Linked DNA regions of Homo sapiens: region 2 is linked to region 1. Evidence: chromatin loops called from intact Hi-C (ENCODE). Cell type or tissue: tibial artery. All regions are shown on one strand.

What was found. Peaks named below come from ENCODE experiments on the same cell type or tissue, not always from the same donor. Only the 100,000 strongest peaks of a DNase experiment are listed, where the experiment ranks them.
Region 2: it touches region 1 in a loop (2.8-fold over the local background); 63 of 110 quality-filtered maps call a loop at or near these places.

The regions. Positions count from the first base shown.
Region 1 is chr18:74,196,983-74,204,982 of GRCh38, forward strand. No RefSeq gene overlaps it. Among named protein-coding and RNA genes, the nearest start is that of TIMM21, 52 kb to the left of the region's middle. RefSeq lists an enhancer at 619-1,275. In tibial artery, no CTCF peak of the experiment used is centred here; DNase peaks (open chromatin) are centred at 4,089, 6,089 and 6,449.
Region 2 is chr18:74,480,786-74,488,785 of GRCh38, forward strand. No RefSeq gene overlaps it. Among named protein-coding and RNA genes, the nearest start is that of CNDP2, 12 kb to the right of the region's middle. In tibial artery, no CTCF peak of the experiment used is centred here; no DNase peak of the experiment used is centred here; H3K27ac peaks cover 1,926 bases; H3K27me3 peaks cover 264 bases.

The sequences.
Region 1 (8,000 bases):
TTCACTCTTTGGGGGAGGGAGAGAATTCAGCTAAACTTGTGTTGTATTTTGCACAAAAGGGATATGGCCAGTATGTAAAGTAACATGCATTTAATGGGAAAAGTGAAGCAATTGATATACTCTTAAAGTGTTTATTACTTGAAATGTTGGAAGTTTGAAATCATTCCCACTCTCTCCCAAAGGGAATATTTTGTTCATCACTGGATTTATCAGAGAAAAAAGCAAAAAGAAAGTGAGTACAAAATCCCCAAGACCTAAGTGCATTAGAAATCTCAAAGGGACTATGAAACATTCCCCTGATGTTTTTCCCCCATAAGAAGCTTAATTTGCTAAAACCCTTTCACTCCTGTAATCCCAGCACTCTGGGAGGCCGAGGTAGGCGGATCATGAGGTCAGGAGATCAAGACCATCCTGGCTAACACGGTGAAACCCTGTCTCTACTAAAAAAAAAAAAAAATACAAAAAGTTAGCCAGGAGCAGTGGCGGGCACCTGTAGTCCCAGCTACTCGGGAGGCTGAGACAGGAGAATGGCATTAACCTGGGAGGCAGAGCTTGCACTGAGCCGAGTTCACACCATTGCACTCCAGCCTGGGTGACAGAGGGAGACTCTGTCTAAAAAAAAAGAAAAAACACTTTAAAAGATATATTTTAATTTGAGAAAGAGTTTTTTAAATGTATTTTCTCCAAAAGCCACATTGTATATAGCCTGGTCCCGGAAATGCTCCTCCCCTCCCACTTGGAGAAGCCAGTAGGGCAGGAAGCTCTCCTGGTGCATGCCTGTGGGCCTCCTGTTTCTGTGAAGTGGGGTATGGCTCCTCTGTTTTGCATAACTGGAGAGCTGAAAGGGACATTAAACAAAGGGCAGAACATGAACCCGGAAATCCCTACCAGGCCAACGATCCAGAGGCTGCTCTCTGTGCCACTTCCCCATGCCCTGGGCATGGAGCTCACCGGAGATTAACCCAGCTTCCCTGAGCCCAGGGGAACCTAGGCTCGGCACCACCACCCCCAGGAGTTTCCCGGGATTGTAAGCCAGTGGCATAAGTCAGCTGGATGCAGAGAATGACCTGTAAACCCTGGGCAACATGCATCCTAGCTTTGCCTGCAGCAGTCAGAGCCAGGGGGCTGAGGAGGCTCGGCCGGGGCGGGGGCAGTGGTTCAGTCCCCCTGGTCCCTGCCCAGGGTTGAGGCAGAGGGAAAGAGAGCAATCAGGTTGTGGGTGGGGGCAAGCCCATGCTCAGCCACTGGGGCCATGCCAGGTGGGGACGTCCAGCTCCCGGACACAGTGCGCTGGGACAATGCCAGAGCCTGCAGGTCAGGCCATGGTGGGGCCTGGCTCCACTGCTCAGGCTTCAGGCAGAAGGGCACGAGGTTGGAACAGGAGCTGTTGATGGGACTCAGAGCTAGAAGAGGATGAGCAGGAAGAGAGGGCAAACAGAGAATGAGGGTATCCCCAAAGGAGGGTCCACTTGGATGACATGGCCAGCTCCAAGAGCCACCTCCAGGTCCTGGTCCTTACATCCAAATCCTAAGTCCTAGGGAGCAGCATGTCCATGCAGATGGGCTGTGCCCTGTGCCCCTCAGTGCTCAGACAACAGAGGTGGCACAGACGCACTGCACCCAGCACAGCTGTGGTGCCCTGAGGCCTCAGGTGTCCGGATGTTGCTCAGGTGCCCTGGTGGCTCAGGGGAGAGCAGACTCAGTCACAGTGGCTGGGCATGGCAGGAAGTGGCTCCTGGGTGTACAACATGGGAGGCCAGCATCATCTGGCCAACAGATCCTGCCAAGATGGGACAGGGTCGGAAATGGAAGACAATAGGGCTTCCATGAAGTACTCAGACTGCCTATGAGATGGCAATAGGCCCCAGGACTTAGCAGCGCTCTGACAGGGAGCTGGAGGTGGGGATAGGATGGACCTGAGGTCCGGGTGCTGGAGGTGGGGACAGGATGGACCTGAGGTCCGGGTGAGGGAGCTGGAGGTGGGGACAGGATGGGCCTGAGGTCTGGGTAAGGGAGCTGGAGGTGGGGACAGGATGGACCTGAGGTCCGGGTGAACTGCTGGAGGGAGGCTTCTCAGGCCACAGTGCAAAGGAGGAAGAAAACGCTTTCAAAGCCCAGGTCAGGGGTGGGGAGGTTACGAGTGATGGCCAGCGGGTTAACAAGCCATGCCAGAAACTACTGGAAAACCCAAGACTGTAGACACTTTCTAAAAGTTCATTTGAAATTATTATACCTTGGGTGATAAGGATAAGAAAAATTGGGAAGTTTGCTACATCAGCAGCCTAGTGGAGGTGAAGAGCTTGAAGCTTGGAGTCCTTATTAACTATGAGACTTTAAATAAGTAACTGAATCTCTTTGTAGCTGTTTTCTCATCTGTGAAACAAGGACACGGACACGTACACTCCTTTCCTCAAAATCCTTTTTCAAGGATAAAAACGAGTTACTGGATACACAGCACTCATAATGGTACCTGGCATATAGCTCAGAGAGTGTTAGCAACTGTTATTATCATCATCTTCTCCCTGGGAAAGAGGAAAACGTCATGCCCGTGATATGTTGGGGGCAATTAATAAATTGGGCCAGGTGCGGTGGCTCACACCTGTAACCCCAGAACTTTGGGAGGCCCAGGAGGGAGGACTGCTTGAGGCCAGGGGTTCAAGACCAGCCTGGGCAACATAGCAAGACCCTATCTCTACAAAAAAATTAAAAATTAGCAACCCTATCTCTACAAAAAAAACTAAAAATTAGCTGGGCCTGGTGTCACAGGCACCTGTAGTCCCAGCTACTCTGGAGGCTGAGACAGGAGGATGGCTTGAGCCCAGGAGTTGAGACTGCAGTGAGCTATGATGGTGCCACTGCACTCCAGCCTCGGTGACAGGGTGAGACCCCATCTCTTGAAAAAAAAAGCGGGGACTTTGCAACAAAGTCATTTGAAAAAAAATAAAACATGTTTCTGTAAAATCATCTTGTCTCCCAACAATCAAGTCTCAGGTTGTGTCCATGGGGTTATGGCTCTCTCACTTCCCAGCCAGACTATGAAGGAGCGAAGCCCCGTCCTTGGGAAGAGGAGACGTGAGCCAGGCAGGATGGGCCCAAGGAGGGAGTCCCTTAGAAACTGTCCAGATGAAGGCTAACGAGGTGCAGCTCCACCCAGCCTCCTCGGGCTCTCCTTCCCACAGGAGCCTCTCATCCTGCGATGGCCACATTCTACCCTGGGTGGTGTGGGGCACTGGTGCTTGTGTGTTCTCCGTTGTGGGCGGGGGGCTGGGAGTGTGGGGCATGGACAGAAGGCACGATTTCTTCATTCACTAAACTCCAATGGATCAGCTTCCTTATTTTCTTCTTATGTGCCTGGTGTGAAGAGTGCTTGATTTAGCCAAAATCCATGGGAAAAAAATAAAAATTAAATGTTTTTCAGTTCATGGGAGAGGAAAACTGTGATGCAGTGTGTGTAAGTTGCTCAGATGACTACCACAAAGAACAGAAAAGGAGGTGGGAAGCCAATCACAAAACCTCGGCTTCCTTAGTTATTTGGGATAAAAATAATTTTGCTGCCAGCTTTCCCGGGAGGGCACCTGAGAAGGACGACTCCGCGGACCCGTTTGACTAAGACATTTCTAACATAAGTCACATAGGGGCCCTTCTTCATGCTCCTCTCCTACTTTGCCAAACATCGCACACAGGAAAATAAAAGACTCTTAGATTTCACAATCTCCTTTTCTTCTTTTATTTCCTCAAACAGCTTCTCTTTCTGTTCAAAGGACATAAAATCTCCCTGTGTGTCCACTGGAATATCTGGGCAGGAGACAGAGCGGCAACGCCACGACTTGTGTCCTGTTTGTTCTGCTTCTGAACGCACACGGGGTCTGAAGCGCCCCTTCTCCTTTTGTGGCCCTGGCTGGACTGTGGTTTGCAGAGTCCGTCTTTCCCCTCAGCCCCCGTGGGAAGCGCCCAGGGCCACGTGGGGAGAGCTGCACTCCCCAGCCAGGATTCCCACTCGGGCATTGCTCTCATGGAGGGAGGATGCATTGGCGCTTCCATTCCAACACTGCGGGTGCTGCCCTAAGCCGCCTGGGAGGGACTTTGACTCACGCTCTGCACGACTAAAGGTGAATGACAGTGGTGCAGGAGGGGTCATGCCAGTGGCCCCAGGTGGGCTGCATAGCCCTGAAGAAGGGACACAGGCTCCGACTCTAACAGAATCGGCTGTGAACCCTGACTCTGCCCTCTTAAAAATGAAGGGCAGTAGAATAGGCCGCCCCAACACATGCCGCTTTGGCGTAAGGATTATTCTGAGCTCAGGGCACTTGAAAACCAGCAGGTGCAAGAAGGAGACCCTGACTTTCCTTTTTCTTCCTGTAAGCAAGAGATGAAACCCTGTGTGAAAGATGCCCCCCCTCCACCAGGAGAAAGGAAGAGATCCTTGTCATCAGAGTCAAAGCCCAGGGTGCTCTACAAACAAACCTTGTGAAGCCAACACTTACCTTCCTGGTCATTTGCCCCCAACTGACTGCCCTACCCAAGCCCCTTTGTCTTGTCATGTTTCCACAATTTATGACACTTTGTTCAACCTAGTGCATAAGTTCGTGGCCCCAACTCCTTCTTTGGGTCTTCGTTTTTCTTGTGAGGGCTCCCATGTCTATACAAAAATTACTTAATAAAATCTGCCTACTTTTCTCCTCTGAAGCTGTCTCTGTCAGTGGATTCACTGGGCTCATCTAGCAACTCTAAAAGGGCTGAGGAGAAATTTTGCATCCCCAACACAAACTAAAACCTGAAAGATGACTTAGCTGCTCTAAATATTGACCTGGTCATCTATAAAATCAAGGTAAGTGTTGGAAGTTTGCTGCATCCCCCCAAAAAGATATGTAAATGTGACCTTATGTGGAAATACAATCATTGCAGATATCATTAATGTGTGAATGAAGATAGATCATACTGGATTTGGATGGGCCCTAAGTCCAGTGCCGGGTGTTCTTATGGGAAGAGGTGGGACACAGAGAGATACACATGCAGAGGCCAGGCGAGGACAGAGGCAGCGATTGGAGTAATGTACCCACATATCAAGGAACAGAGAGGATTGCCAACAACCACCTCTCCAGAGGCTGGAGGAAGCAGGATGGACCCTCCCCTAGAGTCTTCAGAGGGAGAATGGCCCTGAGGACACCTTGATTTTGGACTTCTGGCCTCCAGAGCTGTGGGAGAGTAAATTTCTGTTACTACACCACCTAGTCTATGGTACTTGGTTACAGCATCTCTGGGCAACTAATACAGTGGGCTGGCTGTGAGGATTAAATGAGATTACGTAAGTAAATGCTTGTTCAGTGTTATATATCATCCCCTTTTTTTTTTTCTCTTCCCTAGGAACTAGAAATAGAAATAAACCCAAGAAGGGCTTTGATAATGCTGCTGTCACCTGAGAACTTAAAGGTGAGTCCTGCTGTGCTTTGATCAATCTAACCAAAACGCACAACCAGATTATGCATTCAGAGGCTCAGAGATTTGGAGCTGAGGGGTTTGACCCCACAGATATGAGGGGTATCTGCATGAAGCCTTACAGGAAAGGGTCTCAGTCTGAGCTGGTGACTGGATGCCTCAATGGGCCCCAACCCTGGGCAGGGGGTCCTTGGGACATGGGAGGAGCAGAAGCTGCCAAGTGAATTGTTTTGCTCTGTGATGGCAGAAGGACCTCAGGCCAGTCAGAGCCCAGGACCCCAGTGATTGGTAAGATGAGGGACACAGGTGATCTCCAAGTCCTCTCCATCCTCTCACTTCAGTAGCGCAATGAGTCCAAAATGTGGGGATCCAGGAATCCCAAGAGACCAGCCCCTGAGGCAGTGATACCATATGAGTTGTGCTATTCCAAAAGGACATCTCAAATCCATATTTATGCTTGATGCCCAATCCTACTCAATCCTCTATACTTGTGAGAGTAGCTCAGTTGCTGGAAATCATTTTTTCAGTTTCGTTGAAGATTAGTTGGCCTCGAGGCTCTGGTCTAGTAGAAGAGAAGTCCAGCGTTTGAATCAGATCATGGAAGATGGCTCTAGAGGAAGCTGATGTGCACATGTGTGGAGCCTGGGGGTCACCAGCCCAGTCACAGCCACGGCCCACGAGGGTCACCAGCCCAGTCACAGCACGGCCCACAGAGTACGGTCTTCCCATGGCCACAGAAGGAAGGGCTGGCCTCCCTGGCCATGATGGTGCTCTCAGTGCCCACGTGACGGGGATGGCACCATGTTCTTCCCCAGGGCTGCCATAACAAGGAACCACACCCAGGAAGACTTAGATACAGCTGTGGAAGCTGGAATTCCGAGATGAAGGTGCCCAGGGGCTGGTTCCTTCCGAGGGCACGGAGAGAGAAGCTGTTCTTGGCCTCTCTCCCTGCTTCTGGCAGCTGCTGGCAACCTTTGGTGCTCGTTGGTGTGCAGAAGCATCACCTCGACTTCTGCCTCCATCTTCACAGGGCCTTCTCCCTGCATGCATGTCTGTCTCCGCATCCACATTTCCCCTTTTGAAAAGGACACAGTCATACTGGCTTAGGGCCCACCCTAATGACCACATTGGAATTTGATTGCCTCTATAAAGACCCTATCTCCAAATAAGGTCACATTCTGAGGTACTGGGGGTTAGGACTTCAACATATGAAATTTTAAGGGACACATTTCAACCCATAATTGGTGGGTGCCCTTGCCCCGGGACTCCAGCTTCAGGGGAGCTGGGGGAAGGCCTTAAAGGCTGTAACACACAGTAGCCACATGGACAGGTTTCTGTGGCTTGCCTTCCAGAACCCAAGGCTATGCGGCTGTCAGACTTTTTTAGCATCTAGTGTCAGAAACACAACTCAAGCAAGTTTAGGCATAAAGGAAATTTAACAACCTCTGGAATCAAAAAAAAAAAAAAAATGGGTGGGGATTGTTCAGCCAGATATAAGAAGGCCAGAGATGCAGCTGCCTTCAAGGATAGCTGGGTCAGGCCTTGACCCCACGAGGATCTCCTCTCTGCACGTCAGCTCCCTCCACGCGGTGCAGCTGGCTTCCTTGGTGGGCCAGGAACAAGGCTGCACAGTGGCCTCACAGCCTGCGTGTCAGGGATGGGCTCCTCTTTGGCTCTGCTTCAGAAAGTCCCAGGAGAGGCCATCCCGGACCTGCCAGCTATGGGCTGGGAGGTGGGATGCAGGGGAAGCCCAGCAGTCTCACCAAGGCCACGTGCATAGAATCAGGAGTGGCAGGGGAGTGAGGACAGTCCCAAAACAAGTGGCACAAAAGGAACATATCGTGGGCCCCCAAAATCACTGAGCTAAAGGGAAAATTCCAGCTGGGAGCTGCTCAGGGCAAATCTGCCTCTCATTCTATTCAGTCATCCCTCTGCTCACTGAGATAGATGCATACTCTGATTGCCTCCTTCGGAAGGCTTATCAGAAATTCAAAAGAATGCAACTGTTTGTGACCTGGAAGCCCCCTCCCTACTTTGAGTTGTCCCTGCCTTTCTGGACAGAACCAATGTACTGCTCACATATATTGATTGATATCTCATGTCTCCCTAAAATGTGTAAAACCAAGCTATGCCCGACCACCTTCAGCACAGGTCATCAGGACCTCCTGAGGCTGTCACAGGTGTGTCCTCAACCTTGGCAAAATGAACTTTCTAAATTAACTGAGGCCTGTCTCAAATGTTGGGGGTTCACAGTGGCAAGTTGTTTGGGTGAGGGTGGGAGAAGAAGGGGGATGGGCGAGGGTGGGAGAAGGAGGGGGATGGGTGAGGGTGGGAGAAGGAGGGGGATGGGTGAGGGTGGGAGAAGGAGGGGGATGGGTGAGGGTGGGAGAAGAAGGGGGATGGGTGAGTGTGGGAGAAGGAGGGGGATGGGTGAGTGTGGGAGAAGGAGGGGGATGGGTGAGGGGGCGAGAAGAAGGGGGAAAGTTACAATGTAAGTAGACATCCATGACACTGAAGTCTGGGTAGCTTGAGTTATTTCCCCAAGGCCTGGCCAGCCCCAAGAA
Region 2 (8,000 bases), 280 kb after region 1:
ATAAACCAAGTCTCCAGTGTGTGGCTGACTGTAAGGTACTGAGAGAGAAAAACACTGCAACTTGCCTGTTTATGCCTGGATTTTTCAGCGTGGCTTTCATTTCCTAATTAAATGCAAGACCTTAAAGCAAATGGGTCCAGGAAAGGTAATACATTGATTTGACTCAGACTTAATGGTAAGTGATGTTTCTGAGCCAAACATTGTTTTGAAAACCTTACTTGGGCACTGACAGTGCCAAGTATTTGAATGCAAACAGAAAATGCAGTCACATAAGTGAACATTTCTTCATGCATTTGGTTATTTTGCTATGTCCGAAGAAGGAATGAAAATCTCCGGTCTCTGCTTGCGGACTCTGTGTGGTAACACATGAGGCACAGGGCGTGGGCTGGCGTTTGGCCTGCCTCCTGCTTTCTTCCATTCCTCTGGCCCTGGGTAGACTGCTATCACCTAAAGCACACAGAACTTTGGATATTTGCAGGAACTTTTGATGGTTTCAATTTCCCTTTGCTTATCAAGGGTTTTTTTTTTTTTTTTTTTTTTTTAGACGGAGTCTTGCTCCGTCGCCCAGGCTGGAGTGCAGTGACGCAATCTTGGCTCACTGCAAGCTCCAACTCCCGGGTTCACACCATTCTCCTGTCTCAGCCTCCTGAGTAGCTGGGACTACAGGTGCCCGCCACCACGCCCAGCTAATTTTTTTGTATTTTTAGTAGAGACAGGGTTTCAACGTGTTAGCCAGGATGGTCTTGATCTCCTGACCTTGTGATCCATGTGCCTCGGCCTCCCAAAGTGCTGGGATTACAGGCGTGAGCCACTGCGCCCAGCCCTTATCAAGGGTTTTAAAGCTGTTTATATTCTGAAACAGGCTAGTGCTTTTTTCTCCTCTCACATAAAAAGCAAGTTGGGAAAATAGTTTCAAACTGCCAATAAAAGGTGTAGAAATTATGAATGTTTTTAAATCCCCAAATATACCCTTCTCTTCTCAAATAAGAAAATGGAAGGTAACTGGAAAGTCAGTCCATCAAAAAGGGAAAATTAGGCTGGGCACAGTGTCTCATGCCTCTCTAATCCCAGCACTCTGGGAGGCTGACGCAGGCAGATCACTTGAGGTCAGGAGTTTGAGACCAGCCTGGCCAACATGGCAAAACCTCTTCTCTACTAAAAATACAAAAATAAGCTAGCCATGGTGGCACATGCCTGTACTCCCAGCTACTCAGAAGGCAGAGGCAGGAGAATCACTTGAACCCGGGGATGGAGGCTGCAGTGAACTGAGATCACACCACTGCACTCCAACCTGGGTGACAGAGTAAGACCCTGTTTAAAAAAAATAATAATACTTAATTAAAAATAAAACAGGGAAATTGAAACCATCATCTCTTAACTGCCTTTACTTGCAGAAGAATAAACCACCTTGGCTTAGAAATAGTGATGATATAAAAAATCGTGAAACAGTAAGTACAACAGAGATGCTTTGGCAGAAATCTACTACGAGTTATTGATTAATGAGTATAATTTTGGGTGAACACATATATATTTTTATTATGTTTTAGTCCCTTTATTTTAAATCTGAAGTAAGCTGCAACAAGTGTTGTATGTTTATAATTAAATCCAGCATTCAGTTCTTTTCTACATAATCCATGCAATACGAGGAGTGAGGACAAGCAAGATTCAACATAAAACAAAGGTTTTTTCCTGATTAATTAGTGAATATAACCTTCAAATATTTGGATTTTTAAAAAAATAAATGGGAAATGAATAATGGCATTCTTGCAGTATCTAGGGATGACATAAATCCAGAAGGCTCACCCCAGGCTCACAGATGAATCCTGACAGTTTGTCACCTTGTAGAAGGTGACAAACCTGTCAATCAGCATGATTAGTTGCAAAGTTTCAAAATTAGCTTGAAGCTCACAACGGCATGGTAATGAAAATACATTAGTAGAGTAGAATAGATGCAAATGATTATGATAAAAATAAATCATTTTATTCAAGCTATTGTCATAATACAATGCATACATGAAAACAGAACCCAATAAGTAAACTCGGCCACCGGCCATCTCAGACCTTCCCAGCGTGGGCATCCGTGTGAGAGCCCGGGATTCTCAAAGCTCCCCTTGTGCTGCTCATGGGGCAGCTGCCCGCTTCCGACCTGTGTGTTTCCTGAAGTCTCCTTTCGTGTGATGGGCCGCAGCATGACATAAATTCTCTCTTCATGTATTCAGGTACATGAACCTCTAACCACAAGTGGAGTGCTACCATTTCTCCCAACAAGAAGTTCACGGTTTTCTCTTTGAAATACAAAAAATGGGGGACTTTGTGAAGCCGTGCTTAGAAATGCCAAATGGAAATTAAACTACATTTTGAGAATTAAACTATATTTTGGAAATTCTGCCAAAGTTAACTTTTTTATGTTGAGCGTCTTTTTTTTTTCAATAAAAGACAAAAATGCATGAGTCCAGTCACCTTTCAGGGTTTTGGAAAGCCTAACAAGGATGTTTTCACAAATGTAGACAAGACAGCCCCTCTTCTCAGCCACCACCCTCAGCTTGCCACACATGCAGGTTAAATGAAAGTAACTAGAAAGGTGGCAGATTACAGAGGAAAAAATATAGCCTCGAGGTTTGCTCTGAGGATCGAAGAATGAAATGAATAATGAAACGTACTTTGTGAACTGCTAAGCATTACAATTTTTGAACGGTACTGTTTCTTTTTTTTTTTTTTTTTTGAGACGGAGTCTCGCTCTGTCACCCAAGCTGGAGTGCAGTGGCAGGATCTTGGCTCATTGAAACCTCTACCTCCCGCATTCAAGCAATTCTCCTGTCTCAGCCTCCTGAGTAGCTGAGACTAAAGATGTGCGCCACCACCCCAGCTAATTTTTGTATTTTTAGTAGAGGCGGGGTTTCACCATATTGGTCAGGCTGGCCTCGAACTCCTGACCTCAGGTGATCCACCCACCTAGGCCTCCCAAAGTGCTGGGATTACAGGCATGAGCCACCACACCTGGACTGAACGGTATTTTTTAAAGGGCGTTTCTGCATTTTTCTTCGATTTAATGACTGCAAGAAACCTCAAGGGAAGTTACCATAATTTAGTTTCATATACGATCTAAAGATTCAATTCAAGTATACCTGAAAACGTAGAACCATGTGAAGGCTATTTAAACAGCTGTCACACCCAGCTGGCGATTGGTCCAGCATCTCAAAACCTGTACATGAATCGAGGAAGGGGCTTTCTTTCCTTATGTCCAAGGACTGTACATATGGCAGAAATTTTGGACTGTGTTGCAGTTTTGCTGGGGTCAGGGATTATACTTATTTTTTGCCTTGGATAGAATTAGATTGCCTATAGGCACTTATAACCTGCAAAAGTAGTTTTATGCATTTATTCAGATGTGCAGTCTCAGATTATAAGTAACTATAATCTTGAGTCTCAAACCTTTATAGTCTACATAAATATATATAAATACACATATGTGTACATATACACATAGATAATACATATATATATATATATATATATATATATTTTGAGATGGAGTTTCACTCTTGTTGCCCAGGCTGGAGTGCAACGGCATGATCTCAGCTCACTGCAACCTCCACCTTCCAGATTCAAGTGATTCTCCTGCCTCAGCCTCCCGAGTGGCTGGGATTACAGGCATGCACCACCACACCCAGCTAGTTTTGTATTTTTAGTAGAGATGGGTTTCTCCATGTTGGTTAGGCTGGTCTTGAACTTCCGACCTCAGGTGATCTGCCTGCCTTGACCTCCCAAAGTGCTGGGATTATAGGCGTGAGCCACTCCACCTGGCCAATACATATTTTATATATGTACTCTCACTGTATATATATAATTCTGCTTGCCAGTGTGGGAAGAGTTGGGGGAAGAGAAAGCATGGTAACTTTCCTGCAGCTATAAACCTGCTTGAGAGGAAGATCTGAAGCAGAGAAGGAAAGAAGCAAAGAAAGAATAGCTTCATCCACCCATTCATTTATTCACTTACTCTTCAAATTCATATGGAGCCAGGCATGTGGCTAGTTCAGTATTTGAGGTCAAAGTTCGGTGTTGGCTGGTGCTTTGTGCTGGCATGACGTACAGTGATATTTCAGAACAGTCTTTCAAAATGTCATATTTTGAAAATCTATGTGCCACACTAACACATCAACAGTAATGCATCTCTAAAAGACAAACGTTAAAAAAGAAAAACGCAGTGTTAAGCTGATCACAAGACTCCTATTCAGACACATGGCAGCCAAACTCTATCTCTAGTAAAAAAAATATATGTATGGCTAAAAATAACGGCAGTAAAACAGAGAACATACTGTCCGGAAGGCGCAGACATGACAGCACAGGACAAAAAACCAGAACGACAGATCTAACCACTAACCACAGCCACATTGAGATTTACTCTCATTCCATGATGTTTTTTTTTTTTTTTTTTTTTTTTTTTTTTTTTTTTTTTTTTGAGACGGAGTCTCGCTCTGTCGCCCAGGCCAGACTGCGGACTGCAGTGGCGCAATCTCGGCTCACTGCAAGCTCCGCTTCCCCGGGTTCACGCCATTCTCCTGCCTCAGCCTCCCGAGTAGCTGGGACTACAGGCGCCCGCCACCGCGCCCGGCTAATTTTTTGTATTTTTAGTAGAGACGGGGTTTCACCTTGTTAGCCAGGATGGTCTCGATCTCCTGACCTCATGATCCACCCGCCTCGGCCTCCCAAAGTGCTGGGATTACAGGCGTGAGCCACCGCGCCCGGCCTCCATGATGTTTTTATTGACCTTTGTAAAAAGCCTGTAAGTACTAGTGGAAAAAGCGATGCCTTATGTTTTGAAGCTCTTTTGAGCTTTTTGAATGTGAAAATCTGTGGCATAGTGCAGAAAGATTTCACTGAATTGGAGGAGATTGCAGCCAATTTTTTGAATTCATTAAATTAACTTTCTTTAACATACTTAGAGTTAAGGTATTATATAATTGTTCTGAACCAGAGAGCAAGAAGTACTCATAGAAAATGTTTAGACTAGGTTTTGCTGCTGCTGCTGCTGTTTTGGGTGGAGGGTAGTCATGGGAATAATTGGAGTTCCTTCAAAGTAGTGATTTACAAGACTTTAAGGGCTTAATTCTGTATGCTTGTTTGCATCTTCTTAACTGCCTACTTGAACTTCTCTGCCCAGGTTGGCCCCTCTAGATTCTTGGATAAAAATGCTGCCTGGGGACCATGGAATCAAGAAGCATGCACTGAGTCCAGCGGCAGCTTTTAACTTAAGGATAAAAATAGCTCTGTTTTTACAATGCAGAGAGAGAGTCCCAACCTGATCCCAAAACTGTGGGGAAAGAAGGCACGGGAACCTTCTGCCTCCTGCTGCTTGCTTCTTTCCCGCACTTTCCCTAGTGAGCCAGTGAAAATGGCCAAAAGGCCTGTCCTGCCATGTGTCCAGTGAGCTGGGCTGTCCCACAGGCCCTGTGGGGTGTGCCAGCTGTGCAGCCCGTGTCCTGGGACAAGTCCCAGAAGGCCCTCCATGCCCACACTGCTCTAGGGGGTCCCCAAGCACAGATGGCTGCACTGTGTGCTGTGCGGTTCTGCCAGGTGGGCACCAGACCCAAAGGCAGCCATCAGCATGTGGGATTGGGCCAGTGGCTCTGGTGGCCTGGAGGGAGCCTGGAGTGAGCATCCTGCCCAGCTGGGGAAGTTTAGTTCTAATGATAACTTGCTAAATGAATCACAGGCTCTCTTTTGAGAAATTTCAACCTGAGATGTGGGAAACAAAGTATCCAAGTAGAAACTGGAAGCAGCAGAATGACAGACAGCAGGGAACAAAGGCCGGGTGGTGTGGACGCCTCGGCAGCTGCCGGTCATCAGAGGGGGGCTGACCATCCCATGGTGTGGACGCCTCTGCAGCTGCCGGTCATCAGAGGGGGGCTGGCCGTCCCACGCAGCGTGTTCTCCCAGTTCACCGTGAGAAGCTCTTCCCTGGTAAGCCCCGGTAGCCTTAGCAACCTGTGTGCTACTCTGTTCCTGGCTGCTTGAAAGTCTAACCCAGGGAGGTTCAGGAAATATGTTAGGCCTGGTCCCGACCCTAAAGGAGCCTGTCCTGCAGTAAAGGCTGGGTGGGTGGGTGGGTGGGGTGGGGGGACAAGACTAAAGATCAACAGAGAGCAAGGAAGAAGCTGCCTTACCCTCCCCAACCTGCTTTCAATCTCATTCTCAAAGCATCTTCCTGGGCTAGGAATTGGAAAACACACGGTTATTTGTTAGGTACAAAAGTTACTACCTGTGGGGTGTTGTACTGTCCCACATGTACAAGCCATTATTCTAGAGAAACAGATTCTGGGCAGAGAGCACATTCCCACTTTCTGTGCTCATAAATGCTCTCTGCAGGGACACACAACTTACTAGGTGGGAGACTGTGGCAGGATGAAGTGAAGCAGGAATCCAGGGGTCACTTGGTCCCTGCAGTCCTTCATCTATCCTGTTGCTGTCACTTAGGCCAGAACTCGTACCCCCTGCGGCTGGGGACACACAAATTGAAAAGACACCTGCTGTCCATAGACAGCAGCACTGGCATCAGCCATGAGCTTCACATCAACCTGGGGCAGAGGGGAAAACAGGAGGCGAGGGGAGGGACATGAATTCTAACTACGACTAAGGTCCCATGGGAACTAAGAAAATTCACTGGAGTGAGTGCCTCTATCTGGAAAGGATTCTATTAGTTTCTACATCAGATAGACCTGGGCCTTTGAGATAACAATCAAGTATAGTTATAAAAAAATTAAATCGTGTTTTGCAGATAAAGCATTGGGGCTTAAATTCTCTAACACACATAAGGCGCTTCTGCAGCCCCCTGCATGCAGCAGGTGCGTAGCCAGGCAAGCCGGTATTCTGTCTCCCACCCATACAGTAGGATGGACTGGTGGTGAGTGACGGGAGGGACGCACTGGACTAGCACACTGGGTGCCGCAGCTGAGACACAAGGAGAGAAAGGCCCAGAGAATGGCAGCTGTGCAAATAAGAGAAGTGTTTGAATGTGGAAGCCATTTCAGATGAAAATCATGTCAGTCATATTTAAATAAGTATAGATCTGTCCTGGTCAAATAGTGTCTCCACAAAAGTCATGCCCACCTGGAATATATGCATGTGGCTTATTTGGAAATGGGGTCGTCGCAGATGCCATCCAGTTAAGAGGAGGTCAGGCCAGGCGCAGTGGCTCACGCCTGCAGTCTGGCACTTTAGGAAGCTGAGGTGGGAGGATCACTGGAGCCCAGGAGTTTGAGACCAGCCTGAGCGACACAGGCAGACCCTGCCTCTACCAAAAAAAAAAAAAAATTACGTTTTTTAAAAAAGTTAAAAGGGGTTGGGCGCGGTGACTCACGCCTATAATCCCAGCACTTTGGGAGGCTGAGGTGGGCGGATCACTTGAGGTCAGGAGTTCCAGACCAGCCTGGGCAACATGGTGAAACCACTCGACTAAAAATACAAAAACCAGCCAGGCATGGTGGTGGGTGCCTGTAGTCCCAGCTACTCAGGAGGCCGAGGCATGAGAATCACTTGAACTCGGGAGACAGAGGTTGCAGTGAGCTGAGATCATACCATTGCCCTCCAGCCTGGGTGACGGAGAGAGACTTGTCTCAAAAGAAAAAAAAAGTAAAAGGAGGTCCCCTGGATTAGGATGGGCCCTATCCAATGACTGGTGTCCTTCTTACTAGGCCATAGACACAGACATACACAGAGGGAAGATGGCTGATATGGTTTGAGTCTCTGCCCCCACCCAAATCTCATCCGGTACTGCAATCCCCATGTATCAGGCGAGCGGTCTGGTGTGAGGTGATTGGATCACGGGGGCGGATATCCCTGTTGCCGTTCTGGTAACGTTGAGTGTGTTCTCATGAGATGTGGTGGTGTGAAAGTGTGTGGCACTCTCCTTTTCTCTCCTGCTCCACCATGGTAAAATGTGCTTGCTTCCCCTTCACCTTCCACCATGGTTGTCAGTTTCCTGAGGCCTCCCCAGTCTTGCG